3 separate regions of the Homo sapiens genome follow, and regions 2 and 3 are each linked to region 1. Evidence: chromatin loops called from intact Hi-C (ENCODE). Cell type or tissue: dorsolateral prefrontal cortex. All regions are shown on one strand. Each heading gives the region's core, and the rest is flanking DNA. Links, peaks and the distances in the headings are about the cores only. Region 1 overlaps NIN (ninein). Region 2 has its middle 10 kb from the start of MAP4K5. Region 3 overlaps CDKL1 (cyclin dependent kinase like 1).

Region 1 (10,281 bases), core at 2,149-7,148:
GACATGTAAAGGCAAGGGAGTTTTGACTGGCTAGTCCGCACCCTCTGATGGTAATCAAATAGCCCCTATCCTGTAATAGGGAAGGGGAGATTGGGCTACAGCCCCATCTAGAGGCTTGCCTGGGAATGGCTGGTTCCCTAGCTCCACAGAGGAATGGGAAGGTGAATAGAGCAACGTGGATCATTGAAGCCACAGAACGAGGAGGAAAGGCAAAGCCCTCCCACTAGCAGTCAGATTCCTCTTTATTCTGGGGTTAAAATGTTTCTATAGGAACATGCCTCCAATGTACAAAATGGAAATCTCTTGGAGAGCTTGTTAAAATGAAGACTCTAATATGGTAAGTCTGGTGGTGTGGGGATTCAGATTTCGGCATTTCTAACAAGCTCCCAGTTAAGGCCCATGCCACTGAGCAGTAAGGAGACAGAATAAGCAACAAATTGCTCTTGTTGCATTTGAGCCTACAACTGGACTCATTCTAACACAGGCCTAAATTCTCTGCAACACATTCTCAAGCTTCTAATATTCCTTTTGTAAATCTGGACTACTGCTAGGATTTATACGATCTCACTATTGTTGATTTCATTCTTCATGTAAGGGCTTGAGGCAATTCTCTCATCTCAAATGCTTTTTTTTCCCCAATTCATACCCAACAGGAAACATTAGTTTCCATTCTTGCTTTCATACGACTTCCTCTGGAGGGAACTCTGAAACAAGAAAACCATTCTAAAGAGTGGAAACGTTTGCAAGAAGCAACAATTCCTAAAAGAGGATCAAATCAATGGAAAGATATTTGGGGCAAGATTCTGAGGTTGCCAAGATCCCTTAACTTTTCTATCCTGTTCTTATCAACCAAAATAATATTTTCCTGGAGGACAAGGCTTTCAGGACCTTTGTACCAGAAATTACTGTCAAGTCCAGGTGTGTTGACTGAAGTTAACAAGGTTAAAAGTTTGGCTCTAACATTAGATCCACACTGCTTGACCTTGTGACATTAGCCAAATCAGTGCACAGCTTCCAGACTGCCTAAAGACCTCGCACCTGGAAAGTCCTTCCAGTTATTTTAGATGGTGGAGTGGGCAAGTGATGAATAGAAGAGTGTGGATTCAGAAGACGGGGCCGGGGCTAGGCAGAAAACAATGCCGGTTAAATGGCCAACTGGGGCACGCTCTACACTTTGAGCAGGAGCTGTCTCTGGAACTGTGAGGACATTCTTATTCTTACATGGACCAGGTCTTTGGATAGCTGGTTTGCTGAAGTGTAAGTTGGAAAATAATCACAAACCCAAACACTCAAAGAGGCCCGGAAGATGATGTCAACGAATGAGGCAAGATGGGTTTAAGACATCAGAAAGTAGCGAGTGCTGGGAAACTGAACACAGGAGTGCATGTCCTCTCCAAAGGGGCTGGCTGCATCTTACTGCCCATAAAATGGAGCCAAATCTTTGGAGTTTTAGAAAAATCTCCTGATTTTTTTTTTCAATGTAGCAAAAAGTTCAATTTTAAAAACACTGGGCATGACAAGTAAAATAGGCTTGGGGCCAGATTCGGCATCGGGCATGCTGGTTTGCATCTCTGCCCTGTCATTGTTCTTGCTTTCGGAAAGGAGTGTGCTAGTTACAGGCATAAGACAGTGACTCTAGTTCCCCTTCATGAAAGCAGGGAACAGCCACGATTTCACTCTCTCTACCTATAAAATGAGAGGTGACTAAATCTAAAATGGCGTTCAGTTGTAAAATTTTAGGATTCCAAGTAAATGAGATCATCTTGAACTTCCAGCTCCTCTGTGGTTTAGAGCTAGTAATACTAAGTACTATAGAATTTCACTATTTTTCTTTAGCAGGAAAAACACTAAGTAAAAGTTATATTCTATGAGCAATCCTCTACTTGTCCTCAGGCCAGAGGAAAATAACTAAATGTGCTACTTCTTTTCCTGAGCTTTGGAAACCACCACAGAAGAACATGCAGCTCTCCACAAGTAGCTACAGTTTATTCCAAGAATTGGTTTTAGATAAATAATCCAAGTTTGTGCAATATTTTTTGGCAAAAACAACCCAAGGTTCTACATATTGCACTGATTTACAATTCAGGAGAATAAATTTAATTTTATGACTTAATAGTCACCAATGAAAAATAAATTACCACTGAGCCATTACAAAGGTAAACAAAGGGTATATAATGGTCAAAAATACAGGAAAGAAGGGGAAAACAACAAAAAAAATTTTCTGTAAGCTAGGCTACTTGAAAGCTTTTGAAAATAAATCAAAAGCTATTATTTGTTTAGAAAAATACCACTAAACAAATATTTCTATTATCTGTTTAGAAAAATAATACCACTTATCCCCCGAGCAAGCAGAAAGCATGGTTTCAAATATCATTATAATCAAAGATTCCCAAAGCGACAACTGTAGCCCTACCCTAACTCTCTCCAATCCTTATTTTCAGCTCGTTGAAAGGCACATCTTAGAATTATTTCTATTCTTATGTTTCACAGCTATTCATGCACCCAGTCCTACCAGTTCCTCCCTTAATTTTTTAGAAAACATAAAGCTCAGAGTTTTACCAAAGAAGAGTCTTTTGGGGGCTCCTTCAAAACTCTTCTTAGTATTTTCAAAACAACCAAACTACCCTTTACCATTTTCTCATGACCAGAATATTGTAATGGCTGCTGGCTGCTCTCACCCAAGGCTCTCTTCATGCTAATATGTAAAAGCAGTTTAGCTCCTCGTCAGCAAGCAAGATTTTTCTATATATTGCTCAATCTGCTTAAGAACTCAGAGATGATATTGAGATGTTCTTTCCAAAAACTTAAATTTATCCTTCTGGTCTTCAAAATACTCCCCCAACTCAAATCTACTGAAATCCTTGCTTAATTCTGCCTCCACATGTTTCCCACAATTTACTCTGTGAATGGCACCTCTACAAATACATCTGACATCATGGCTACAGAGAGCTAGTGCCTGACAGTTTCACATGGGGTAACCTGCCTAGCACAGTGAGCTTACAATAGCTGGGTAAGTGTCAGCTCTTGTCAGTTTTTCTTTTTCACAACACAACAAGAGCTCCTCAGTGACAGAATCTTCATGAATGACTTCTTAGGAAAAAAGAAAATGGAGCCTAACAAGCTGCAGAGAGCCACACTACAGCTGTTCCTAGCATGTGGTCAACTACACTTTTACCATCATTATCATTCCTGAATTATACTGCGAGGCTTACCTCTCCATCCACATTCTGTAAACCATACTGCTCACAGATGGAGACCAGCTTCTTCCGGTTCAGGTGACCATCACGGGTGATCCCCAAATCTTCACAAACTTCTTGCAGTTTCTCTTCTATCCAGTCTTGGGGAGGGGAAGATCCACTCTGTGAAGCATTCAAGTCATCTGGGTTCCAAAACCTTAACTGGCCTGAGAGAGAAGCATATGTTGCACGGTTTCCAAAGGAATTGCAAAGAGAGAGTGCCTATTCTTAAAGAAAACTGTGCTTTTTGAAAATAAATACTGTAAGAAAAAGGCAATAAATGTCAATTCCATTTTGATTTGGTCCTGAAGCTCCCATGAAACAGAATCAATGGTTCTAAGGCTGCAACTAGAGTAAATGGGTACTTTTTGGCTCCCTGACAGTCATACCGGTGTAATAAATATAATCTCCTGTGCAATACTGCAAAGTTCTAGGCTTGTTTTATTTCAGCTGAGCACATCACAAGCTTAGGCTATAGTGATCATAGAGAAAGAAGGCTGGTTGAGGGCCATTATCGAGAACTCTGTAAGCTCTATCTCAACTATAGCTACCAGAATGTATTACCTCCACTTTCTTTCCAGCCTAAGTACTACAGCATCTTTTACTGAAAAGAAAATAATTTCATGATAAAAGTCTCAACATTAGCCTGTTCCCAAATCCTTACATATGAATATTCTGACATACAGAAACCAACAGTCCAACTGAAATTAAAAAAAAAAAATCAATGGTTGCAAGCTATAAGTTCCCAGTTATCTATACATTAAATTTCATTTGAAGACTTAAGGATCAAACTACTTATTTAAAAATCAAAACTTCTTATTTATTCTCTATTAAAAGCCCTCACTTCTAAATTTTGCTTTACACATTAGAGATTCTGTAAAGTCATTACTTAAACATGAGATAATTACTGGCACAATTTTGTGTGCTTGGAAGAACCTCAGAGGGTTGAAAGCAGTATTTAGTGCTACTCCCACTCTTTAGTGACAGGAATTAAGCCCATTACTGCTGTGGCGTTTCAACCTAGAGAACAGGTTGTAATTACACTTAAGTACAGTTAATCCACAGAGGGCTGTGAAGTGGGCTGAGGTTCTGTTAGCTGAACCACAGTGCCATCTGGTGGCCAGAGGATCAACGTGTTCTGATGCTTCTTAAATACATTTGAAACTTGTCAAGGGATGCATTTTTAAATTAATTAATTAATTTATATTGTTATTTTTATTTTTTGAGACAGAGTCTCTTCTGTTATCCAAGCAGGAGTGCAGTGGCACAATCACGGCTCACTACAGCCTCCAACTCTCGGGCTTAATGGATTCTCCCACCTCAGCCTTCTGAGTAGCTGGGACGACAGGCATGTGCTACCACACCTGGCTATTTTTAGTAGAGACGGGGTATGCCATGTTGCCCAGGCTGGTCATGAACTACTGCGTTCCAGTAATCCTCCTGCCTTGGCCTCCCAAAGTGCTGGGATTACAGGCGTGAGCCACTGTACCTGGCCAAGGGATGCACTTTAATAGGTCACTATTTAAGACTGTTAGAAAATTAATCTGAAAGTCTGTATAAGAGAGAAATTAGCCCGTAAGTAAAATTATATATCTTAGTTACCATCTCTTGCATGATACTAAATGCTAGGATTTTAAAACTAAAAGCTATCAATTGGGAATAAATTTTTTGTTGCTGTTGTTCTTAATGTTAATTCCCCTGGCCTGCAGCATAAGAGATCAGAAAGACCGGGTGTGGAGAGCACCCGGCGGCCCTTCCCTTCCAGGCACGTCCTGACACACTCGGCTCTTACCTTCCGCTTCATACTCCTCACTGCGTTGCGTCTTCCAGTGCTAGAGAAGGCAAGAGAAGATTAGTGTGCTTTAGAACTTATTCAGAAAGAACTATCCTAGCTTTTCCTAGAGCAGATCACTCTCTGGCTCTGAAATCATCATCTAAGTGAGTCACATAATTTCAGGACTCTCTAGTGTATCCATCTAGATGAGTTCTCTTCAGTTAACCAGCCAATCAGGACGAGACTCCTAAGAAACACCACACAGCCTTCTGCAGCATTTCACCAAGGATTTGTCCTCATTTGCTAGGTCACTTATTCAACAGCAAAACCTATCACAACCAATTAAACCCAGCCAAAGCAAATATCCAGTATCCATCAACCAACAAGTATCTGTACACATGCATTTATGAATTTATTCTTCAATAAATGTGTACTGAGTGCTTCTCTTTGTGCTAGGTACTGTGCTAGGTCTTGGTAATACAACCATGAACAACCATGAACAGGACAAACATATTTCCTGCCCCAAGAAGTTTATATGCTAATGAAGACATGCAGACAAGAAAACAGGAAATACAACAGGGTAGTATTTTAAGTGCTATGACAAGGAAGTTCAGGATGCTATGTTGCTATGCAGATGGGATACTTTAGACTTGTTAGATCGGGAAGAAGCAATGTCTAAACTGAGACCTGAAGGATAAACTGCAGAGAGCCAAATGAAAAGAAGGGGGCAGGCTGGGCACAGTGGCTTGCGCCTGTAATCCCAGCACTTTGGGAGGCCGAGGTGGGCGGATCACGAGGTCAGGAGATCGAGACCATCCTGGCCAACACAATGAAACCCCATCTCTACCAAAAATACAAAAAATTAGCCAGGCGAGGTGGCGGGTGCCTGTAGTCCCAGCTACTCGGGAGGCTGAGGCAGGAGAATGGCGTGAACCCGGGAGGCGGAGCTTGCAGTAAGCCGAGATCGCGCCACTGCACTCCAGCCTGGGCAACAGAGCGAGACTCCGTCTCAAAAAAAAAAAAAGAAAAGAAAAGAAGGGGGGCAGTTGTTATCTGCTGAAGCAAGGAGGCAAGAATGAGCCTAGTGTATCTGTGGCATAGTGAGGAGAGAGATGCAACTTAAAATAAGTAGGCTAGAGAAAGTATAAAATGTACATTACCAGTAAATTACATTAAAGGCAGTTCAATTTATCTGAATTGGACCATTTTGCCACCTTATCAGGCTTCATTACTCCTGCCTCTTCTCCAAAGTCACAGCATACAGTTGTAATTTGTGTACTGCATAAAAGTGCCCCGCTAAGAGCACAGGTCAGGACCGAAATCCAGCCCTTGCTCCACTGCCCGGGGATAGTACAGGTCGTCTTTTGACCAGTTGCAACAAGTAGGTCCACAGTGGCTGTGGCTTCCAGCAAATGGCTTTAGCCTCTCCAGCAAACTGCCTAAAACTAATCACTGTTATGGGGGGTTACTACAACCATCAAAGAAAACCCTGTTAGAAAAGGTGAATCGCCCTTTCCAAACGGGGCTGCTGTCATAGCAGTGATCCAGCTTTATGAATGAAGCTGCCTTTGATAACAAATAACCAGCACGTTTTCTGGGTAGCTGACCTGTACAAGACTAGTTGATTGCTTAGAATCCGAAAATAAACTCGACAGGAAAGTCAGCCTAATTAATACCTGTCTCTAGAACTTGGATTCCTCATGACAGATGGTATGGCACGTAAAATTTTTAGATGAAATGTTGTTTTTCAGTAGTTCATTCAAGTTAATACGAGTTGAAGTTCTTCTTTCAGGCAACCTACGCTCATCTACTTTATTCTCCACACTCACTAGTGGTAGTTCTCACCTCTTAAATGAGGGCCAACCACCTACCACAGTTTCACAGGTCCATGTTAGATATTTAAGATAGTATCAATTCAGAGAGTTCATTTAATTTGGCCATACCAAGCTGACAATGCTGAGATGGGTTGTTGCTGACAAATGGAAGACACCAAAAGGCCATAACTCAAAATGTTTAAGTTCACTACAATTCATGCAGATTACAATGGAAAGTCACTAATAAACATGGCATCAATGAAAAGTGAATTAGGACGTGTGATTTTTGCTTGTGATAACAATTTCATCAGCTCACTCAGCCTACATTTCTACATAAAGACGTCTCTCCAATCTAGTGGATGTCTGAGGCATGGTGGGGATGGGGAGCAAGTGGTAAAGTCAACAGTCCTTCATAAATTTTCTTACATTCTCATTTCTGGTCAGAATTGTTTTCACATAAGAAATTTTAAATCAACAAAACCATCCTGCCTGTCTGTCCCTCCACATTTATTTTCCTGTTCAACAGAGCAGACAATTTAAATGCTCATACTACTTCGGCATCCAAAATTATGAAAATTCATTATTTAGCATACCAGTTGGAAACACCCCAGAACTAAATCCACTAATTCCACCTATGACAAATAAAATAGGGTTTTATGGTCTCAGAACCATTGGTAGAAACCTACCAAATCTCAAGCAGGGGATGATTTCTAACAGCAGAAATGAATGGGAGAAATGGCAGGAGAATATGTTATCACTGGCCCCAAACCATAAAGAGAGTCCCAGTTGGAATATACAGCTGTAAAAATGCAACACACACACCTTCAAAAAATCCTCGTCATTACTAAAGCACTGGCTCATTTACTTCTCAGTTCATTTGAAAATAGTGAGCACAGAATTCAAAGAAGCAAGATGCTCCAATATACTGTTTCCAACATCTTATGAGTCTATGAGACTGGGTGCCTATGTCTGATTCACTCTCTGGGACAGTACTTCCCTGCTGCCTTCTTCCCTGGATTCTTACTCCTAACTAATAAAGGATCGAGTATGGAGGCCACTGCATAGACTTAGGAGGCAGAGTGCCTGGTGCTGAATCATGGCTTCCCTACCAGGTTGGCCTTAGGCAAGCTTCTGACGACTTCTGCCTCAGGTTCTCTGCCTATAAAATGGGAACAAGGTAGTGCATATTTCATGGAGTTATGGTAAAGTGCTTAGAATTGTGCCTGGCACATAGTAAGCTCTACACAATTTTGTTATTTTTATTGGACATATGTTTACATGATACATGTGGAATTTATTTTAATTTCCATATTTAAACTTAAAGCATTCAATTGGGTAGACCTGGGGAGGTATCTGTTATGGATATACATTTGTAAGAAAAATGCCAAGTCTTCCCAGCAGAGAAGGAAGAAACACAGACAATTCACATAAGAAGCAACATAATTAAAAAAAAAAAACCAAAAACAAAAAAACATGGGGGAAGGTTCATCTCAACAGCAATCAAAGAAGGATTAAAACCAAGAAGTCATTTTGTTCCTATTAAATTAGCAAAGTATTTAAGATATAACTTCTACTACCATCAAGGTTATGATTTAAAATAGGCCCGTTTATATGTTATGGGTAGCACTGTAAATGATTATTACTTTTAGTAATGTAAATGGCTTTATGTATCAAAAGCAATAAAAATGTTCATACTTTTTGATCCAATAATTTCACTTGGTATTCAAAGACAATAAAATCAAGGAGGAAGAAAAGCCATATGTGTAAATATGTACATGATAGCACTTTTTGCAACAAGAAAGTATTGAAAACAATTTAAATATTCAACAATCGAGCATAAAGTATAATGATACATTATAATGCAGTCATTAAAAGTATAATTAAAAAACCATGTAGGAACGTGGAAAAACATCTTATGAAATGTTAAATGAAAGACCATTACAAAAATGCTATCTATCCTATGATTACCACCAGCAAAAATATTTATACAATTAGACAAAGGCTGGAAGGAAATAGAGATAATAAAAACAGATGCATATTGGTTGAAGGACTATGGGAAACAATTTTCTTTTATTATTTTACTGTTATAAATGTTGTTTATGCAACAGAAATAGGTACAACTCTCACTATTTATTTGCCCACTAAATTCTCACTAAATTTATTTCCTGTGACTTGGGGGTGGGATAAAGGGAAGCTCCCTCCTTTTGGTAAATATTGCTCTGCAGCATCTCCCCCATATTATGACAGATGAGGCGGTTTGGTGGGAAGCCCAGGTGCTGCTCAGGCTGGTGAATGTTGGATGCCAATGCCTCCTAAAGTGGCAAGATCAGAGACACTCGACTGAGATCTGCCTTGTGGACTGAGACCATCTCAAACAGACATTCTTGAGACAGTCCAACCCAAAAGCGTCGTCAGATACGGCACAGCCTTCGAAAGCCCAGGCAGCATCCTCATCTTCGATGATTTCACACAAAATCTTAAGGCAAGTGGGGGTGGGGGTTAGGGGAGAAGGATAGTTTAAACATGGTTTTTGTTTGTTTCTACTTTTAAGACGGAGTCTCACTCTGTTCTGCAGCCTCAACCTCCCACGCTCAGGTGATCCTCCGGCCCTCCCCGCTGACCCACCTACAGATGCCTGCTACCACGCCCGGCTCATTTTTGTATTTTTTTTTTTTTGTAGAGATGGGGTTTTGCCATGTTGCCCAGGCTGGTCTCAAATTCCTGGGCTCAAGTGATCCACCCACCTCGGCCTCCCAAAGTGTTGGGATTACAAGTGTTAGCCACTGCACCCAGCCAGTTTAAACATGTTTTAAAGTCTTCTGGGAGTAGCAGTATCCCAAGAATTCCCCCTAGGACCCTTTGTAAGAAACACAGATCCAGCCAGGACCACCCTGTTAAAAGGAGAAGCAGGCTTATGCTAATGGCTACATTTTCATTCCAAGACCACCTCAGTTAGAGATGGGGCTTACCACACAGATAGGAGGTATTCTGTGCTTCCTTCTACCTAGTCTCCACCAAGGTTCTGTTCCCTTAATAAGAGGGAGAAAAGCACAGGGTGGCTGAGCATTTGTTATTAAATTGCTATTTCAGGGGGGTGGGTGGGGGAAGATTCAATTCATTCACAGCTCATTTATTTTCATTCTCACTGCCTGGAGCCAGTAGTTCCAATTAAAAAGCAGGGAGAGAAGGAGGGGAAGGCAGGTTAGAAGGCTAGGGGGATTAAATCATTCAGTTACTGGAACGCCACCAGTAAAGGGAGGCATCATTCTGGAAAAGGGTCCTTTAATTGCTGATGACTTACCCAGCACAGTGGAAGCCTGGCAGGTGGCCTGTAGACACAGATCTGCCATGAGCACTAGAAGGACGATTATCACAAAAATCTTTGGAAAAGTAGGGGGGAAAGCGAGGAACAATGGCTGAGATGTGTTCACAAGACTGAATTCATGAGATAAGATTT
Region 2 (10,281 bases), core at 2,107-7,106, 240 kb before region 1:
TGGTGGAAGGGACTTGCCTTTGTCTCAGATGAGATGTTGGACTGTGGACTTTTGAGTTAATGCTGAAATGAGTTAACACTTTGGGGGACTGTTGGGAAGGCATGATTGGTTTTGAAACGTGAGGACATGAGATTTGGGAGGGGCCGGGGGCAGAATGGTATGGTTTGGCTGTGTGCCCACCCACATCTCATCTTGAATTCCCACGTGAGAGAGGGACCTGGTGGGAGGTAATTGAATCATGGGGGCAAATCTTTCCTGTCATGTTCTCGTGATAGTGAATAAGTCTCATGAGATCTGATGGTTTTAAAAAGGGGTGTTCCCCTGCATGAGCCCTCCCTTTGCCTATTGCCATCCATGTAGGATGTGACTTGCTCCTCCTTGCCTTCTGCCACAATTGTGAGGCTTTCCCTGCCACATAGAACTGTAAATCCAATTAAACCTCTTCCTTTTGTAAATTGCCCAGTCTTGGGTACGTCTTTATCAGCAGTGTGAAAATGGACTAATACAGTTAAAAAGCTGTTTCTGTTAACCTTTATCGTCAGAGTGGTTTTAAGGTTTATGTGAAAATTGGTAGAAGGATTTCTGTATTCAACTCACAAATTGATTTTGTCTGCAAATTCAATAGCTAAGAAAAGATAGCAGATTACAAATAATCTTACACTGTTCCTTATTGGTTTCCTCACGCAATAACAGGTATGTTCAAAAGGGTGCCCAAAGTTTGCCCACACCTCATGTAGACTAGTGTTATGAGCAGAAAAAGCTACAATGCTTGGCTGGGATCCTATCTTACAGCTGCATAGCTCTTGCAGGATTCCAGTAAGTTCTCCTTTTCTTTGTCTCTGCAGAGCAAGGATAATAATGGCTTTCCACTGTTGCTAATCTCAGGATTCCTCACTATCTATTGGTGATTCGCTTAACCCTGTCATCTAATCATTTATTTATTTATTAGAGATGGGTTCTTGCTCTGTTGCCCAGGCTAGAATGCAGTGGCTATTAACAAGTGCTATCATACTGTACCACAGCCTCAAACTCCTGGCCTCAAGCAATCGACCTACCTCAGCCTCCCAAGTAGCTGGGACTATGGGTGCGCACCACTGTGCCCAGCTTTTATTTTTATAAATGGTCCTTTTATTATATTCTCTTTCTGTGCTTTTTCTTCCCAGAAACCCGATTGATAAAGTTATAGGGATTAGAATTAGTCTCAGAAAAGAGACTCTCAAAATGGCTTTCTAGGATGATATCACTCACATATCTGATGATTACTTGTATAAACTACTTGCCAAGGAAAATGGAACAGTGGTATCCTGTAGCATGGAGTGGCATCACAATTACTCAAACTATCAGCAGTGACATGAAATGGAGTGTCAGTGTAGGGCACAACATTGAAAGATCAATCTCTAGCACTTAGCTGCTGTAACAGTGAGGTTTACTAAAATTATTGTGTCATTTGGCTCTTCTGACTGCTTCTGTGAGAGTACATGAAAACAAGACAAATAGCTTTGGGTTCCAAATACCAGGCATGAATAGAAAATCAGAAAACTTCCTTGACAGCTTTGAAGAAATCCATTATCTCTCATAGCTAAGGGGAAGATATGGCTGAGGACCAAGTCCAGGGCCTGACTATAAAGGCTTTGGAGTTGCAATGTTAATTAAACGTGAGACCCAGTTCTGTTATGCTAAAGTAAGGGCACTGGTGGAGATGGCCTAGAACCTATGACATGGGATGGGGGCATTTGAGCAGATATGAATGAGGCTTAGAACTTTAAACATGAGTTAGAAGAAAGAGTTTCAGTATAGCCCTAATGGGGAAGTACACAGAATGCTCTTGGAGGAGAGCTTATACAATGAAGAAGTTGTAGGATCTTGCTAAATACTTACCTGGGATTCAGATTTGCTCTGTTGACTTGAGCATCTGGAAGTCCTTCTAAGTGGGTTACTAGAAGCTTGTTCTCAATAATAGCTTACAATCTATGTGCTGAGATGCCAGAATTTCCCTGGCATACTGTAGAAGAAAGAATCTCAAGGTTTAGGGAGATGGGATGTTGGATTTGCTCTGTTATAGTCATTCTGCTTAGTCAAACTCTATTCATACCATGCCCAGGAGGGCCCATACAATTTACTCTTTTCAAGGCATTGAATGAGGGAGAACAGATATCCTCGAAAGATTCTTCTGTGGCTGCCCTCAGTGGATTAGAGATGATGATTGGGAGCCCACATTGAAACTGGGATCCATGATTTTATATCCTGGTAGAGGTCAGGTGGCTCAACTGTCAAAGACATGTTTAGCACAGTTACTATAATAACCTTCAGGAAGAAGTGAAATCAGGATGTTTTGATTGCAAGGATAGGTGGTGCTATCCTATTATTAATCCCTGAGTCTCTAGGAATGAATAAAACCATCAGCGTACTTAAGTGCCATTTGACATATGTAGGTGGAAAAATCCTGGGACTGATTGGTAGAAACCTAACTGAAATCTCTGTAACAGAGATTCAAGACATATTACCTGAATCTTAGACATAAACCAATTCACAAACCTGGAGTCCCTTAATTAAGGGTGAGGGCGGATGTCTTTGAGGGAGAGTCCCATAGTGCAGCCAGGTATAAACGGTGACTTTTCCCCAAGGCCATTTCCAGAGGTACTTGTAGCCTTTTACCAGGGTGATTGTGAGCTAAGGAATGGGTGATTCTCATACATTCTGGAGGTTAATTGATATTAGCTCTAAATAATAATCTCTGCAGTCTCAAAATACCGCCAAAATTCCAGTGATTAAAGTAGAGATTTAAGAAAGTCAAGTGGGACTAAAGATCCACTCTGGAGTTATTTTTCCAGTCCCAAAATATATGTGAGTATAGATATATTGAGTAGCAGAATTCCTACATTAGGTTTCTAGGGAGCTATTATGATAGGTAGGAACAAGTGTAACCTCCCTAGCTAACTTCTTACCCATGCCAAAGTAGAATACCAAGATTAAATTTGATCTCCAGGGAAATTACAGAGATTAGTGCCACCATTAAAGATATGAAAGATACAAGTCTTTTCCTTTTAACTCCTCTTGGCTTGTGCAATAGCCAAATTAGTTTTGGAGAATGTGGATTATTAAAAATTTAATCAAATGTTGATGCTAGTCATAGTTGTGGTTCCACATATGGGGGATCTTTACTAGAGCAAATCAGAACAGCTCTTGGCACCTAGAAGGTAGCTATTGACTTGAAAACTAGAAAGTAGCTTTCTTTTCAATTCCCGTCAGCAAAAATAATCAGAAGCAGTTTGCTTTCACATGATTGCAACAGCACTGTCATTGTACTACCTCAGGGATATTTAAAGACTTCTGTTCTATGATAGAGTATCATTCCAGAGGGACCTTTGTTTCCTTGATATCCAGTAGAATATCATGGTAGTCTTTTATCTTGATAACATTATGCAAATTGCACCTTGTGAGCAGGAAGTAGCAACCACCCTACATACTTTAAAAAATACCACTAATACCAGAGAACGAGAGATAAACCCAGTTCAGGAACCTGACACATTAGTGACATTTCTAACAAGGAAGTAGTGCTCTACCTTGTATCATCCACCTTAAAGATGCACAGTGTTTGTTTGGCCTGTTTGTATTTTGAGACAATGTACTGCATTTGCTACTCTTTGACCCATGTAACCTGTATGACTGCCACCTTGTTCATATCACTTGGAACTACATAATGTACTACAGAGAAGGCTATGATGCAAGCTGCCCTGACACTTAGGCTTTAGGATTCAGCAGACCCAATGGTAAACAGGAAACTGTATGGAGTCTCTTGCAACCCCAGTAGGAGAATCCCAATGCAGACCCCTAGGATTTTGGTATAAGAATATGCTGTTGGCCAGGCGCGGTGGCTCACGCCTGTAATCCCAGCATTTAGGGAGGCCGAGGCAGGAGGATCACGAGGTCAGGAGATTGAGATCACGGTGAAACCCCATCTCTCTAAAAATACAAAAAATTAGCTGGGTGCGGTGGCGAGTGCCTGTAGTCCCAGCTACTTGGGAAGCTGAGGCAGGAGAATGGCATGAACCCAGGAGGCAGAGCTTGTAGTGAGCCGAGATCGCGCCACTGCACTCCAGCCTGGGCGACAGAGCGAGATTCCGTCTCAAAAAAAAAAAAAAAAAAAAAAAAAAAAAAAAAAAAAAAAAAGAATATGCTGTTATCTGCTGACAGCTATTGTCTGTTTGAAAGGCAACTCTTGATTTACTTCTAGGTCTTAGTAGAGGCTAGACTCCTGACCACAGGATACTAAGTAACTATGTGACATTAACTGCTCTTTAGAAATTGGGAGTTACCCTGCATGTTCTCACTCATAAGTGAGAGTTGAACAATGAGAACACGTGGACACAGGGAGGGGAACATCACACACCGGGGGCCTGTGGTGTCGGGGGGAGGGGGTTGGGGGCAAGGGGAGAGAGAGCACTAGGACAAATACCTAATGCATACGGGACTTAAAACCTAAATGACAGGTTGATAGGTGCAGCAAACTACCATGGCATATGTATACCTGTGTAACAAACCTGCACATTCTGTACAGGTATCCCAGAACTTAAAGTAAAATTAAAAAAATAAAAGAAAATAAAAGAAATTGGATGTTACCTAATTTACTGGATCGTAAGTTGAACATGGGCAGCAGAATTCCGTTGTCAAATGGAAGAGTATACACTGAGGTGGCCTGAGATGATCTGGAAGACACAAGTAAATCATATGGAACAAATGTCCATTGGACCTGCCCTTACTTCTTTGCCACCTGTTTTTTTTTCAACCCATTATCTATAGGCTCATAGCCATTTAGCAGGGGAAGAAAAAGTTTAGGCTTGGTTTATTAATGGTCTGCATAATATGCTAGCACCAACTTGAAGCAGAGAGCCACAGAATTCTGTGCCCACACCATAATGGGGTGGCCCTGAAAGATAGGAGGAGAAATTCTCCCAGTGGATATAACTTTGAACAATACATCTGGTTGTCCTCTTTTTTAGGAAGAAGAGCTGATCTGAGGTATGGATCTGTACTGATTCATGCACAGTAGCTAATAGGTTGGTCAATTACTTGGAAGGAAGAAGATTTGAGATAAGGAAGTCAGTGGGAGAAGTATTATGGATGGATTCTTAAAATTGCCCAGAATGTGAAAATAACTGTGAACTACAATACTGCCCAGCAGAGGGCATCCATCTCGATAGTTATACAAGAAGATCTGTTCTCCAGGTGTCAATCAGCCTCTTTACACAGTCACTCTAGTGCTTGCTCAGTGTGCCTACGTGACAATAGGAATGTAAGCTAACATTAGATTCAACAATGTAGACTTCTACTTGCCAAGGATAATTCAGTTACTGCCACTATGGAGTGATTAATCTGCTTATAGCAGAGGCCATTGCAGAGATCCCAGTATGATACTGTTCCCTTGACAGATAAGTCAACCATCTGGTGGCAGTTTAATTTCACTAGATTCCTTTCATTATAGAGGGAAGAGTGACCTGTCATCATGGGAATAGATACATATTCTAGGTAGAGGTTTACCTTCCCTGCTTGGAAAGCTTCTATTAGTGCCACAATTCATGGGCTTATGGAATGCCTTGTTTTATCACCATGTATCACAAATATCTTTGAGCAAGAAAGTAATTTTATTATGAGAGAAGTGTGGCAGCAGAGTCATGCCCATGGAATTAACTGATCTTACCCATCACTCAGGAACAGCTAGTTTGATAGGATAGAGGAAAGTATGCAGAAGGATCAATCGTGGTGCTGGCTGAGAGAAAACCCCTGTAAGGATGTAGTATAGGACTCAACCCAGTCACCATTATATGTTGTCATCTACTCAATATTCAGAATGCATGGGCCTGTGAACCAAGAGGCAGAGGTAGGAGTGGCTCTTCTATTATTCCTAATAACTCTCTTGAAAGTTTTTTTCTCTACAACTTTGTCTCTATTATATTGTCCCTATAGGATTGGACTTGGTGAGTTTGGAGGCCCTAGTGCCCAAGGGATTGATACTTTCCCCAGATGACATGGTCACAATTCTATTTAACGGGAAGCTGAAACTGCCATCTGGCTATTTTGGAGTCTTCAGATCACTAAATCAACAGTTAGAGAAGGGGGTCATTGTACTGGTTGGGGTGATTGATTCTAACTACCATGGGGAAATTGGTTATTGCTCCGCAAAGGAAACAAGGAAGACTATGTCTGGAATCCCAGGTATTCACTAGGGTGTCTCTTAGTATTCACATCTCTAATATTACTGGACAGTGGGAAACTGAAGCAACCCAATGAAGATGAGAGCACTAAGGACTTGGATCCTCTGAGACTAAGGTTGGGTGACCCCACCAGATGAGGTATGAGTTAAGGGTTATGGGAAAGTGGAAGCCATGATGATCACTTTGGCCCTTGGGCCCAATAACTACCCTCTTTTCTCTGTCCTTACTATCAGAACCACAATTTTGTTGACCTCTTCCAAGTGGCTATGTCCATCAGGGGAGACTGAGACACTCCCCCGTCTTAGGGAATAAATCTTGATTGGTCTAGCCTCATTTTTCTTATTAAAGGAATGGTTTAGGCTTGGACAATTCTGGACAATGACACAGGAGGAAAAGTCTGCTGGAGTGCTTCTAGGAAGGTTTTCCTTGCTATTAACAGGGTACACAAGACACAGACATGACTTATTCTGTCTCTAGGCATGGATGTCTGCTTCTGATGTGACTAGAATGGCAACTGCCATTTTGAAAACATAAGAGGAGCCAGCATTAGAAAATAAGGTGGCTGGGCGATGGTGGCTCACACTTGTAATCTCAGAGCTTTGGGAGGCTGAGGTGGGAGGATTGCTTGAGCTCGGGAGTTTGAGACCAGCCTGGGGAACATAGTGAGAACTCATCTCTACTGAAAGTTGGGAAAAAATTAGCCAGGCATGGTGGCATGACGCTATAAATGCAGCTACTCAGAAGGCTGAAGCAGGAGGATTGCATGAGCCTGGGAGATGGATGCTGCAATGAGCTATGATTGTACCACTGCACTCCAGCCTGAGTGACAGAGTGAGACCCACTCTCAAAAAAAAAAAAAAAAAAAAAAAAAAGAAGCCAACTATAATGTAACAGGTCCCTCACCAGATTACTGAAGGGTGTGTGTCCACTGCTTGAACTCGGAAGGCCAGGCTGTGAGCCAAGGCCATGATGTCCAGCCAAGGAACAGGTGTTTCTGAGAACCCAAACATCATGGAGAGTATCTGGGAACCTACTAAGAAAAACAGTCTCATTGCTCAAACACAGTAGGCAAAGAGCCAGAAAATTAAAGGCAGTTTAGAGATGGAAAGTAGCACAGGTCTCTAGAGCTGTCCTGCTGCTGCTCAGGAGCGCCCTGTATGTAAGTCCTAATAAACTCATCTACTTGCCAATCTGAACTGTCTGAGTCACGTTTTGGTCTCAGCTCCCTCCCAGTTTGGGAGACCATTATTCTATAAAATCCTGGGCTTTTCTTATAACAATTGGCATCACAAACAGGATCTAAGAGACCAAAGGGAGATTCAGGAAGGGGTGTCTGCAGTGGGAATCCCAGGGTGGTCGACGGCATCCATGTGGGGTGAAATAGTCCAACTGCTCAACCTTTGTGGGCTGCTGCTTGAGTACAGGGATGCTTAGAAAATTCCAGTGGGGAGTAAGCATGTAGTGCAAGGACCTAAGATGTTAAAGTACAATAAGAATAGCAGATGTGCTGTTGCTGTGGTAAGACTGGCTACTGAGAAATTGTTAAAGCAGGAAAAATAGATACAAAAGTTAAGGGAGGAGCTGCAGTTAGAAAGGCACATGCGAGTATCCATGTCGGCCCTGGTTGGGGATTTGGTGGAGAAGGTAGATAAAAGGGAGGAAGGGTTGGAACTCCTGTAGCTTATGTTTCCAAAAACATGGGGAAGTTCAAAGGCATGCCAGGTTTTCTAGGACGCCAGCTGGTTACATATTATGACTCATCCTTGTGCACCTTTTTAAACTGATGGCCAAATTACAGCAAGAAAAATCCAGAGCTCAAATGTTTCACCTTCAGCTATAGTTCATCAGATCTTCTGAAGCTCTCTATTTCTCTCTTTTCTTTTCTGCCTGCTTTGAATCTGTTGTTATTAAACTACTGGTGTTGAAATCAAACTCACTGTTTATGGTACTGCTAATTCAAAGCCACTTGGGGATTTTGTTTTTCTTACACAGGTCAGACAATTCTAACTAAAATGTAAATGTTAGAAACTCATTTGAAACTGAAGAAAAAAAAGAGGGTAAAAGAAGTTTTTTAAAAAATCAAACTGCTATGAAAACTACTTTACCCCAAATTTTTGTCCACAGCCTTCACTGGATTACCTATTAGGCAAATAAAGTTTAGCCATATGAAGGGGTCCCAATTTTGTCAAAAATGATATGGATCCAGTTATCCTTTATAGTCTCATGAGTTTATAATACTATCTCATGGCTAGAGTTCTGAAGTAAAAGGTACTGGGTGTGTGTGTGTGTGCGTGTGTGTGTGTGAGAGAGCATACATGTTTATGTTTATATGTATGTACATGTGTTATATGTTATGTCTGACATGCTACCAACTTGGCTTATAAGTAAATGAGTACTCACACATTAAGGTAAAGTCAAGTACTTTTTAAGTTTGTGTAAATTTAGTAATCTTTAATAAACAAGCTGGATTTAAAATTATTGGTAAAATAAAATAGAAATGTCTTCAGAATTGTCTGCATACATTTTTGTCTAGGTTTACTGATTAGGTAAGTTTTATATTTGCCTCTGCTAGATATTTTAAGATGTCAGAGTTTGACATGAAAGTTATAAGACTGTAAACCCAGCCAAAACCAGAATGATCTTTGTTTGTGTGGTTTTTTTGACAAATAAGACTAATTTAATATAGTTGGTTCAATGAAAGTAACAAAATCTTCTGAATTATCAGCAAAATGCCCATGTGTTTAAGGTTTTTTTTTAATTATTATACTTTAAGTTCTGGGGTACATGTGCGGAACATGCAGGTTTGTTACATAGGCATACACGTGCCATAGTGGTTTGCTGCACCCATATACCCGTCATCTACATTAGGTATTTCTCCTAATGCTATCCCTCCCCTAGCCCCCCACCCCCCAACAGGCCCTGGTGTTTCTCACTCATAAGTGGGAGTTGAACAAAGAGAACACATGGACACAGGGGGAGGGGGGAACTTTAAGGTTTTTACTTAGGTGAACATCTTATATTTACAGGCTATAAAAATGGTTAACAGGAAAATAAGTTAGAATAGTGATTAGATTTGTCTAATATCTCAGTTCTCATGAGTCATCCAGATAAACTGCTAAAAACGAATGAATTGGATAGATATGAATGAGATAAATGCTTATAGGTGAACTCTTGTGTAATTTAAAATCTTAAAATTATTTTAGGTACTCAGTGAATGTCTGAGTGATTTCCAGTTGAAAAAAAAATGTTATAATAGAGGGCATTGGTTGTACTTCTGTACCTGTTAATGGGAAATGAAATCTGTTATGTAGGGGAAGCATTGGTGGACCTCTGTGAGCTGAATAAAAACAAGGACGGAGTCTGAAAATAAATCAAGGAGCAAAAAGAATATGGGCCAAATGGGTGCCTGTACACTTGCCCTAGCCCAGGCAGGCAACGAAGATGAAATAATACTGCCTACCAGGGGAAGATTCTGAGATCACCCAAACAATCCAGAAGTTACATAAGGTACAGATAGGCCAGAACCCCTATAACAGCCCTGTGTGGCCTGTGAAAAAGCCAAATGGCACTTGGAAAATGATGGTAGACTACCATGAGCTAAATGAGGTGGTGCTGCTTGTATCTGCTGCCGTACCCAATATTACTCAACTGCCACAGCAAGTAGTCCTTAAGCTGGGAAGTGTCCGTGCTATGATTGACTTGGATTATGCCTTTTCCAGTATTCCTTTAGTGGAAGATTTACAAGACCAGTTTGCCTTCACTTGGGAGGGCCAATAATGGACTTTCCAGGTACTACCAAAAGGATACCTGCACAACCCCACCATCTATCACAGTATAGTTGCATAGTACCTATCTAGACTCTCTTTGCCTGCCTCAGTCTCTGTGTTTCACTGTATTAATGATATCATGCTAACCTCAGAGTCTCTTGCAGATGTGGAGACTACCCTACAAACCACCTTGGATGGCCTAAAGAACAGGGGATGGGAAGCCAACCCCAAAAAGATACAGGGGCCCGGGATAGGGGCCCAAATTCCTGGGAGTTACCTGGTCAACTAAGACATGAAACATA
Region 3 (10,281 bases), core at 2,849-7,848, 440 kb before region 1:
GCCACCATGCTAGGCCAACTTTTTGTATTTTAGTAGAGACAGAGTTTTGTCTTGTTGCCCGTGCTGGTCTCGAGCCCCTGATCCACCTGCCTCAGCCTCCCAAAATGCTGGGATTACAGGCATGAGCACACCTGGCCTGATGAGGTATTTCTATTGTAAGGATGTACCATACATAATCCCCTACTGATGGAATACTAAAGGAAATAATTTCTATTAAATAATGCCACATCTTTATGCTCTTGGATTATGGTTTCACAGGAATAAATTGTTGGAAGTGGATTAGGGGTATAAACATTTCAAATTTTTCTGCTTTTAAAAAATGGGCTTCCCCCATTTGGGTTGGCCATAATAGAGGGTAAGCACCAGAGTAAGGCTGGCTAAGGAAGTTTTTATTTATTTATTTATTTTGGAAAGAGTCTTGCTCTGTCGCCCACCCAGGCTGGAGTACAGTGGTGTGGTGCAATATCGGCTCACTGCAACCTCCACCTCCTGGGCTCAAGCAATTCTCCTGCCTCAGCCTCCTGAGTAGCTGGGATTACAGTCATGTGCCACCATGCCTGGCTAATTTTTGTAATTTTAGTAGAGACAGTGTTTCATCATGTTGGCCAGGCTGGTCTGGAACTCCTGACCTCAGGTGAGGTCTCCTGCCCATCTCGGCCTCCCCAAAGTACCAGGATTATAGCGTGAACCATTGCACCCAGCCCAAGGAAGTTCATTATGATTTTTCCCATGGTCTGGAGACCATGGGCATAGTAGAGTAGGGAATTTGGACAATGCTGGGGAAAAACTAGTTAACTTTACCTTGATAGGTCTAGGTCTAAAAGTTGGTTGGCTCTAAGCTACCTAGGTTCAACTGCTAAGAAATGATAAAGGACAGGTGTGGCTCCAGCAGGCAGGCAGCGCTGCCTTCCTATGCAACAGGCTGGCTAGACTCTGTTATCAGCAGCCTCTAAATGAGCAGTAAGGCTAAAGTCTCGCTAGCCAATTTGCTCCAATTTTCTTTTTCTCTGTTAGACTGACCTCCAATGCAGGGTGAGCCATGGGGCTCAGGAGGTGAATAACAACCAAAGCCTAGCTAGCCTGGCCTACAGAGCTCTCTCCAAAATGGGTAACTCACCATATCTTCAGGGTCTGGAATTTTCACTCCACTGAAGTACTGATTCGTGCTAAACACTTGCTGGTGCCTAGGAATGAGATCCCCTTTGGACAAGAAAAGAAAAAGGTAAGTGAAATTGGTTAGCAAACACTGATCTATGGTTTTCTTCCATCAATGCTGTGTTTGTCTGTGCCCATATGCATGGACACTGCAGTGTTCTTGGGCAATCAGAAGGAGAGGCATTCAGGCAACCCACAGCAACCTGTATTGATCCCTACGGTGGACAGCACACTGTGTTAGGCACAGAGGAGGCAAGCAACAGAAACTGAGGGCTACAAGCTTCTTGCTCTCAGGTTCTTGTTCTCAGAGCCTACAGTGTACTGAAGGAACCCAAACCAAACAACTCAGAAGCACATGCACACAAATAAAATAATGCCTTTTAAAAAACAGCAAAACGGCAACAACCACAAATCAAAATCATATTAACTGAATCCTGATAGGTGAAGATAAAATTTTATTGCCCTAGCACTTATAACAGTGTCTAACATAGAGCAAGCACTCAATAAATATTTGAAGAAGGAAGAGAGGGAGGGAGGAAGAGAGGGAGGGAGGGAGGGGAGGGGAGGGGAAGGGAAGGAAGGAAGAAATCACGGATTTTCTAGCTAGAAGGAATACATTTCCACATTGGGACCATCTTTTCTTATTTCACCAGTTAGCAATCACATGGAAATCCCATTTCATCTACTGTTTAGAAGCACTTACAATGTGACATAATGAAACAAGAAGAGTATTTCTATATTTTAGGGGACTCTAGGAAGCTCCTCCTGCCCACATTTCCATCACATCAGCTAAAATCCCCTTTATGTAAAATTCTATATTACACTTGAAGAGGGATTTTGTTCAGAGAATATAGGGAGATACTCAAAGGTGTTCTCCTGGGGCACAACCAGGCCCATTTCCCAGAGCACTGTGGGAGTTCCTACTCCAGGGTATCAAATTATTACTGATGCATCCTAGAAATTTACCTCTCACTCAAATGCAAAAACTGCTGCCTCGCCTCATTTTGGGTGAGCAACCAAGATATACCCTCAATGCCTTGTCCCAGATCTCAGTGAGCAGCATCATGAGCACAATTCCTTGCACCTTAATAACCTTCTTCCTCCAGTGCCAGAGGGGTGACATGGGGAGGCTGTCCTAAAATCACTAGAGGAAACACAGCCAAGAAAGGCTGAGTGCCCCTGGAAGGCCTACAAAGCGCCTTCCATGTCACCCAACAAAGTCAAGCTATCAGCAAACATTTATTGCCTACAATGTGCAGACACTGGTGGAGGGTAAGTAGAAATATAAGACGTGGTCTCACCATCAGGAAGTTTACAGTATCTTTGGGAAGATAAGATTACAAGGGAAGGCATGGCGATGGCAGTTCCTACAAGAGTTTAGAGGAGGAAAAGTTTACCTTAAACTGCGATACTCAGGCGAGTAGTGTCTAAACTCCCTGACTTTGGAAGAGGGCAATCACTACTGATGGGTTTTTTTTTCTCATCTTCCCTCCCTTCTCCCCTGCCCTTCCCCTCCGCCTCCAAGGGTAGAGAGAAAGGAAAGGGCACTGGGGTGGGAAAGCAAGACGGACTGAGTGACATTACAACTAGCTTTCCTCCTGACACTTAGAAGGTTGGGAATCATTCTCCATAGAGTCTGAATAATCCAAACTAGTCAGGCAGGCTGGGATTAAGGACATCCAAATGGATTACCCCATCGTCATAAACAAGGTAAACCATGAAAGCATTCTGTAAACTGCTAAGCCCTTACAGAAATGTGAGTTTTTATTGTTGTTATTGTCATTATTAATGTTTTAACTTGATCCAAACTGCTCAAGAATCTTGGGTTGTTTTTGGACAATGAGTAAGTACTCAATAATTGTTAACTATTTTAATTAAAACAAATATGGCCACCTTTAATGGAGTCATTTAAATGAGGCTTCGAGTTTTCCTCTTTCCTAACTAATGCCTTAAAGGGCATTAGGTGAGACTGAGAACTTGGCTCTGCCCTGCCCCAACCTGGGGAAATATCCAGTTTTCCAAAAGGTGGGACAAAAACACCACTTACCCAAGGTCTTCCTAATCAGATACAGCTGATCCACATCCGATTTTCCTGGCCACAGAGGCACTCCTGACAGCAGCTCAGCAAAGACACAGCCAATTGCCCAAACATCCACCGGGGGGCCGTACTGCGTGTCCCCCACCAGCAGCTCAGGGGAGCGGTACCACCTGGTAGCCACGTAGTCTGTATAGTAGTCACTCGGTCCAGCTAGCCAGTGATGGAACATGGAAAACAAACAGCAGCGGAAGGCTGGAATCAAAACTGAGGGGGAGATCTCAGAAGTCAAGCCTGTGCCCAATTTTGTGGCCTTTCTATATCGCTGGTTCTCAATTCTAGTTGCACATTCAAATCACTTAAATAAATATTTTGTAAATTACTGATGCTCAAGCCACACTCCAGTCCAATTAAAACAGAATCCCTGGGGAGGGTCTGGGGGGGGGGGGGGGGTTATTTGGCTTAGAATTTAAAGTTCCCTGGGCACAGCGGCTCACACTTGTAATCCCAGCACTTTGGGAGGCCGAGGTAGGTGGTTTGCTTCAGCCCAGGAGTTCGAGACCAGCCTGGGCAATGTGGTGAAACCCCGTCTCTACAAAAAAAATACAAAACTTAGCCAGGTGTGGTGGCTCATGCCTGTAGTCCCAGCAATTCAGGAGGCTGAGGTGGGAGGATCACCTGAACTGGGGAGGTCGAGACTGTGGTGGGCTGTGACTGTGCCACTGCACTCCAGCCTGGGCAACAGAGTGAGACCCTGTCTCAAAAAAAAAAAAAAAAAGTTCCCCAGGTGATTCTAATCTGCCTCCAAGGTTGAAAGCCACTATTCTAAAGTAGCACTTCTGAAAAGTATTTTAGCAAGAAATGGTAGAAATCAGGGAGGTAAGATACTTTTTAATAACTACTTTACTGTGGTATAATTTATGGATAGCATACATAGGTAAACCATTGTATTATCTACACATTTTCGGTAATTACAAAATTATAATTTATAGCACACTTATGCCCTAAATATACAAGTACTATCTTGTATACTTCTAGAGCATTTAGATCCTTTGTTGTATCAAGAACTTTTTCATTTTTTATACTTAACAAAAGAAAATGTCAATACTCACTCAAAAGCCGAGCAAATCCAAAGTCACAAAGCTTAATCACGGAATGTTTCGTGATGAGGATATTTTCTGGCTTCACGTCTCTATGTATGCACTAGTGTAACAAATCAAAACAAAAACAATATTAAGGCTGAACTATATATGGGATAAATGAAACACATGACTATTTAGCAAATATTGGATAAATCATTTAAATCTCTCCTTGGCCTGTTGGACAACAGCAAAAGAGCAGCCTAAAATAAATCTAGTACCATGCCTGTCAGAGCCTGAATCATCCCAAATTCCTAAAAGGCCCAAAAGAGCCAAGAAGAGTGAAAGGAAAATGAAAGTAGGGTAGCCGGTCTTAGCAGAGAAAAATACAGGACACCCAGTTAAATTTGAATTTCAGATAAACAAATAATTTTTTTAGGATAATACATCCCATGAAGCACTTGGGATGTACTTATACTAAAAGTTATGCTTGTTTATCTGAAATTCAAATTTAACAGGGTGTCCTGTATTTAATCTGACAGTTTTAGGTGAAAGGGAAAATGTTGAAAGGTCCGGGTGAGGCTGCATCATGGTTGCAGGAGCTGCAAATTGGTGCATAAGCAGAATTCACAATTCAGTTGTTTAACTGTGAACAGAACACAGTCAGCCTCGTAAACAGGACAAGCCCTGGGCCTGCTGAGATAAGCTGGGAAGAGAAGGGTGGCAACCACAGCTTGCCAAGAGATTTCCCTTCCAGCTCTGACATTCATCCGGACAAGATAAACAAGAGTAGGCAGCAGCCCTCACCCTCTGGGGAGAGTCGCTAGATGTCAGCTCTGTCCCACACACAAGTGCTCTGAGAGCTGCAGCCACCCCTCGAGATGCGGCCCCCCCTCCAGAATTTAGACTCAAATCACCTGTGGTTTCCAGCCCACAGCCAACATTCTTAAACAGGGTGATCTTAGAGAAAAGAACGTTTGAGAATCTTCACATGATTTTCTCATTAAATGACAATTTCTTTGGCAAAGAACAAATCAACAACCTAATTAAGAGTTACTTTTTTTTTTTTTTTTTTTGAGTTGGGTCAAAATACTGCTCAGGGTCCCTAATAATCTTCCTCTTTCCCAAGTGTTTTCCTCTTAGGAGGAGAATGCTAGATCGTTTGCAACCTGAGAGACCCTCTTTGGCCTGCAGCCTGAAACCCTGGGGTTATTCTTAAGAATCTGGAGAGGACTTGGGTTCTTCTTGGGCATGACCAGTTCTCACTCCAAAGGACCTTCAGGATGAGAGATCAGTGTCAATGTTTCCCCATGGGTATTTATTATTCTGGAAAATTTGGGGTAAATAAAACAACTTTGGGATTTTATTATAATCGATCTGGTTCTTAGCAATTAACATCCTGAGATCTCTATTCTTTTTACCACTGGCTTCACATATTGCTATAAATGGGTACACCATGAATATCATGATGACATATGGTCAGAAGTACTTGTAAGCAAGCATGTGCTCCTATTCTGTTCTGGGAATTCTTTACAAGTTTCTGCACCCACCCCCATCAGCACATGGAGCCAAACAGGGTGTCTGGGGCTCTCCAGGGAACTGTGGTATGCATTATATTTGTTTTTAGCATCCCAGATCTGCCCTACCAGGGTCTTGGTGCAGTCTCTCTTGCTCCCCCATCCTAAAACCTGCTCTTGAAAGAGTGGTAAGTCATAGTAACTAACAATATGGGTGTCCACTCTCCCCTGTGTATTACAAGGATTATAGCCTTTAGCTAGTTGGAGGCTCCTCAGGGAGAAGTGCTGTCTACTCTCATACTTCCTCCTTCCGGGAATGCAGCATCAGGAAAAATCATTTGGAACAATATAAAGAAGGAGATTTAGCCCTACCACCTAAATTGACCCTGGCAGTTGAGTAAGATAAAACATTGCAGTGAAATTGCACTCATGGCCAAAACGAAGCTCTAACTTTGGAATCTGGTTTCTATGCACAGTGGGCAGTATTGTATTGGATGGGGCAGCAGGCTTCCCAGCATCTGTGAAGTCACGTCACCTGGGCAATAGTCTACTATGCCTCTACCAGCCGCCTGTGGCCAGGAGTGTCACAGGCTTTCGATAGGTTGCTTGGTTCGAGACTCGACACTCATATCTCACCAAAGCAGACACTGGCACTTTGCACTGGGTTTGGGGTTCCACCTACTGCAACTGACATACTGCAGCTAAGCAGGCATGAATCACCTGGGGTTTTCCCCAATTTCATAGCCTTTTGGGAGTACAAGACCACATAGACTCCAAGTGAATGGGGTTCTACCTTAAATCTGAGTAGTTTCTAAGCAGTATAAATGTATGACTAATTTTTTGTTCTTTGTGGTTTTTTTTTTTTTTTTTTTGAGACAGGGTCTCATTCTGTCATCCAGGTTGGAGTACAGTGGCATGATCTTGACTCACTGCAGCCTCGACCTCCCCAGCTCAAGTGATCCTTCCACCTCAGCCTCCTGAGTAGCCAGGACCACAGGCACACACCACCGCACCCAGTTCATTTTTTTTTATTTTCTGTAGAGACAGGGTTTTGCCATGTTGTCCAGGCTGGTCTTGAACTCCTGGGCTCAAGTGATCTGCCTACCTTGGCCTCCCAAAGTCCTGGGATTACATGCAGGAGCCACCATGCCTGGCACTAGTTTCTTAAAATCATAAAAATGCATGTTTTATATAACCTGAGCAAGAAGGAATAGCTAGGTTGGCATTTTTAGCCTATACTTACCCAACCAGGCTTATGAAGATTTGGGTAAAAAATTTTACCCACAGAAGTGTGACATAAACTTTGTACAAGGCTCCACCTCAGCTTAAGGGGAGCCTTGTTGCTTTTCAAAAGAGATCATGAGACTTACATTGTGTTTATGGCAAAAATTTACAGCTTGCAGTGTCTGCCAAGTTATGCTCTTCACGAGATGTTCTGGTACCCTAATAAAAATAAAGCAGCACAAACACATTCTTTAGTGTAGCCATGGAATTCAGCTCAAGAAAAGAAAAAATAAACGAAGATAGGCTTTAGTAGTGAAAAATCTTAGGTGACACATAGTCATCTTACTCATCAATCATTCCATGAATCCAAAATGTAAAAATATGCGACCAGCACACCGCTGAAGTCTAGGGAGAACAGGTTAACAAAAATGCAAACATCTACTTCTTTGGTAAGGACATGAAAACCTACAGGGATTTCAACAAGTATTTATAACCACCTATCTCAAACATCTGTGACACCACTGGGAAACTGCCTGGTAACTTAAGCTCCATTTTCACAAGGAATTTTTTATTGATGTAAAGTTAAGTTACTATTCAGCACAAAAGATGCTGTTTATTTTCTCAAGTTGCCCCAAACAGACAGCCTTGAAGCAGGACTCATCTTCCATGTGTGGGCATGTGGTCTCTCAGAGCAGCATTGCTGTTGTTTGTTTGGTTTTTTAGATAATGAAGACTTTACTGATTATAGCAAAGAGCTTTACATTGCAAACCATTCTATTTGTTTTTTAGCATCCCAGATCTGCCCTACCAGGGTCTTGATGCAGTCTCTCTTGCTCCCCCATCGTAAATTGTTATTAAATGTTAATAATAATTTAAAAACCTGAGGCATCCTGGTTCTTTCCCTATGCTGCCATGGCAGCCAGCTGCAGCCCAGGTACATCTTTCTACTCTCTCCTCCATCACCACAGCTAAACTTCAAGCCACTGCTCCCAGTACTTCTTCCCTGACTCACATCTTTTATTACCAGGGCAACCAGTAGTTCCAGCAGGTACTTTGTGTGAATTAGAAAGAGGCATCTCGCCTGGAAACATTTAAAACAACAACAAACCAAGGCAGGGAGTGTAAGAAACGAACCACAGAGAGAGTGCATTTATTTTCTGAGACCCCAACCCACTGGCTGGACTTACTGTTTTGATAAACATTCCACAGTGTTGCTGTGGTCCTCAGCCAAAACGAATAAGTAAATCAGGGAGGAAGCTCTTGAGTAGCTGTGTTAAGGGGACTACAAAAAGTCACTTGTAGCCTCTGAGAGAGGCTACAAGGCCACTGTTGTCACAGGCCAGACGTTCAGGAAATCCTTTCAAGCAGATCAGGGGGTGTTTGAACAGAGAGTGGGATCACATGAAGGAAAGGAAGAGGCCACTTCCAGGAAGGCTAGTTGGGACATTGCTGGACCAGGTCTATGTCCCTGTGTTTGAAGTTGCTTCTCTCCAAATTCTCTTTTCCTTGTTTGAGCGGCATATAGGCATAGATGCTAGAAAAAGTCACTGTCGAGAAAAAAGGCTTAGAAAAATGCAACTAAGATGAGACATTAGGGGGAATGCTTTTCCCCAGCCTCCACTTTTAATTTTTTTTTTTTAGGGTCAGGGTCTTGCTGTGCTGCCCAGGCTGGAGGCAGTGGTGCTATCATAGCTCACTGAACTTTGGACTCCTGGACTTAAGGGATCCTCCTGCCTCAGCCTTCCCAGTAGCCTCTACATTTTGTCCAGAAAAATGGAATATATTTTGATTATTCAATAAATTAAATTTTTGGTTTTTTTTTTTTTTTTGAGATGGAGTCTTGCTCTGTCACCCAGGCTAAAGTGCAGTGGTACAATCTCAGCTCACTGCAAACTCTGCCTCCCAGGTTCAAGCGATTCTCCTGCCTCAGCCTCCAGTAGCTGGGATTACAGGTGTGTGCCACCACACTCAGCTAATTTTTGTATTTTTAGTAGAGACAGAGTTTCACCATGTTGACCAGGCTGGTCTCAAACCCCAGACCTCAAGTGATACGCCCACCTCAGCCTCCCAAAGTGCTGGGATTACAGGTGTGAACCACCATGCCCGGCCTGCAAATTAAGTATTAATATAGGGTTACCAGTACCAGGCAACTTTAGTTCCTACAAACATTTCCCCAAATAAATTATATAAAAGGAGCATATAAAAGTAAATTATAGTTGCATATCATTATTGCTCCTTTAATCCCCAGCACAGCTAATCCCCAGAATTACAAAACTCTCAAATGTAAAAACTCTGTACAAACTACTTAGTGCCATCTTGAACTGGCTACTCACTTCACTTCTTTACTCAGTTTCTTTTCTGTAATGCAGAGGCCTCAGACTCTGAGATCCCTTTTAGCTGAAACACTCATAATAAGAGGGGCCAGTTTTTCACTGTTGGAGAAGGGAGTTACAACTATAAAAAGGGGAAAAATAGATAGAATATATTCTGTGGTGTTGGATTTAGAGAGAGAGAGAGAGAGACAGCGTGAGAGTGCTGTGCTAGAAGGGGTTGATCACCTTATATAGGATGGCCCAGAAAGGTTCTCTGGTTAAGGGAACATCTAAAATAGTGGTTAAGTGGTGAGAAGTGGCCAGATTTGGGCTATATTTTTAAAATAGAGCTTCCAGGATTTTCTGAGGGATTGGATGTGGGAGAAAGAGAAGAATCAAGGAATGACATCAGGTTTTTAGCTTGAGTAACTGGTACACAGTGGTGCCTTTTACTCAGGAGAACACTGGAGGGGAAACTGGTTTGGGGGAAGGGAATGCTTACTGGACACCCAAAGGAAGACTGTGAGTCAGCAATTCTACATTCAGAAGGAAGGTCAGGCTGGAAATATGAGTTTGAGAAGCATAGCATATGGGTGGTATTTGGGGCCTAGGACTGAATGAAGCCAATTAAGGAGTGAATCCAGCTAAAGAAGAGGAGCTCGGAAGGAAGCTGTGAGACCCTTCCCCACAGAGGAGCAGAAAGAGGAAGGGGACCCCACAAGGGCACCTGAGTTGAGAGCATCAAGTGAATAAGACAACACTCAGGAGAATACAGTATCACAGGACCAACTGAAGAAAGTGTGTCAAAGGACTTCTGAATTAAGATGATGGATTAAGCAAGCCCAGCTAATTTTGTTCCCTCCTGAAACCTGACTAGAACTACGCTGAAGACTTCTAAAGACAAAACCTCACAAGGTCAGAGAGGACAGGAGAAGAGATAACAGCAACACAATGTGGAA

What was found. Hi-C counts contacts between places; a loop is a spot of excess contacts. Peaks named below come from ENCODE experiments on the same cell type or tissue, not always from the same donor. Only the 100,000 strongest peaks of a DNase experiment are listed, where the experiment ranks them.
Region 2: it touches region 1 in a loop (5-fold over the local background); 57 of 110 quality-filtered maps call a loop at or near these places.
Region 3: it touches region 1 in a loop (3-fold over the local background); 7 of 110 quality-filtered maps call a loop at or near these places.

The regions. Positions count from the first base shown.
Region 1 is chr14:50,773,737-50,784,017 of GRCh38, forward strand. It overlaps NIN (ninein), which reads right to left. Exons shown (of 31, transcript NM_020921.4): 6 at 5,029-5,068; 7 at 3,213-3,403. Among named protein-coding and RNA genes, the nearest start is that of NIN, 52 kb to the right of the region's middle. In dorsolateral prefrontal cortex, for the core only: CTCF peaks have their summits at 4,348 (motif pointing left) and 4,553; a DNase peak (open chromatin) is centred at 4,355; H3K27ac peaks cover 1,954 bases.
Region 2 is chr14:50,537,879-50,548,159 of GRCh38, forward strand. It overlaps a transcript of MAP4K5 not described here and a transcript of ATL1 not described here. Among named protein-coding and RNA genes, the nearest start is that of MAP4K5, 10 kb to the left of the region's middle. In dorsolateral prefrontal cortex, for the core only: a CTCF peak has its summit at 5,175 (motif pointing right); no DNase peak of the experiment used is centred there.
Region 3 is chr14:50,337,830-50,348,110 of GRCh38, forward strand. It overlaps CDKL1 (cyclin dependent kinase like 1), which reads right to left. Exons shown (of 10, transcript NM_004196.7): 4 at 7,157-7,229; 5 at 4,303-4,393; 6 at 3,203-3,403; 7 at 1,118-1,200. Among named protein-coding and RNA genes, the nearest start is that of DMAC2L, 31 kb to the left of the region's middle. RefSeq lists an enhancer at 9,682-9,976. In dorsolateral prefrontal cortex, for the core only: CTCF peaks have their summits at 5,084 and 5,284; a DNase peak (open chromatin) is centred at 5,082; H3K4me3 peaks cover 1,001 bases; H3K27ac peaks cover 4,200 bases.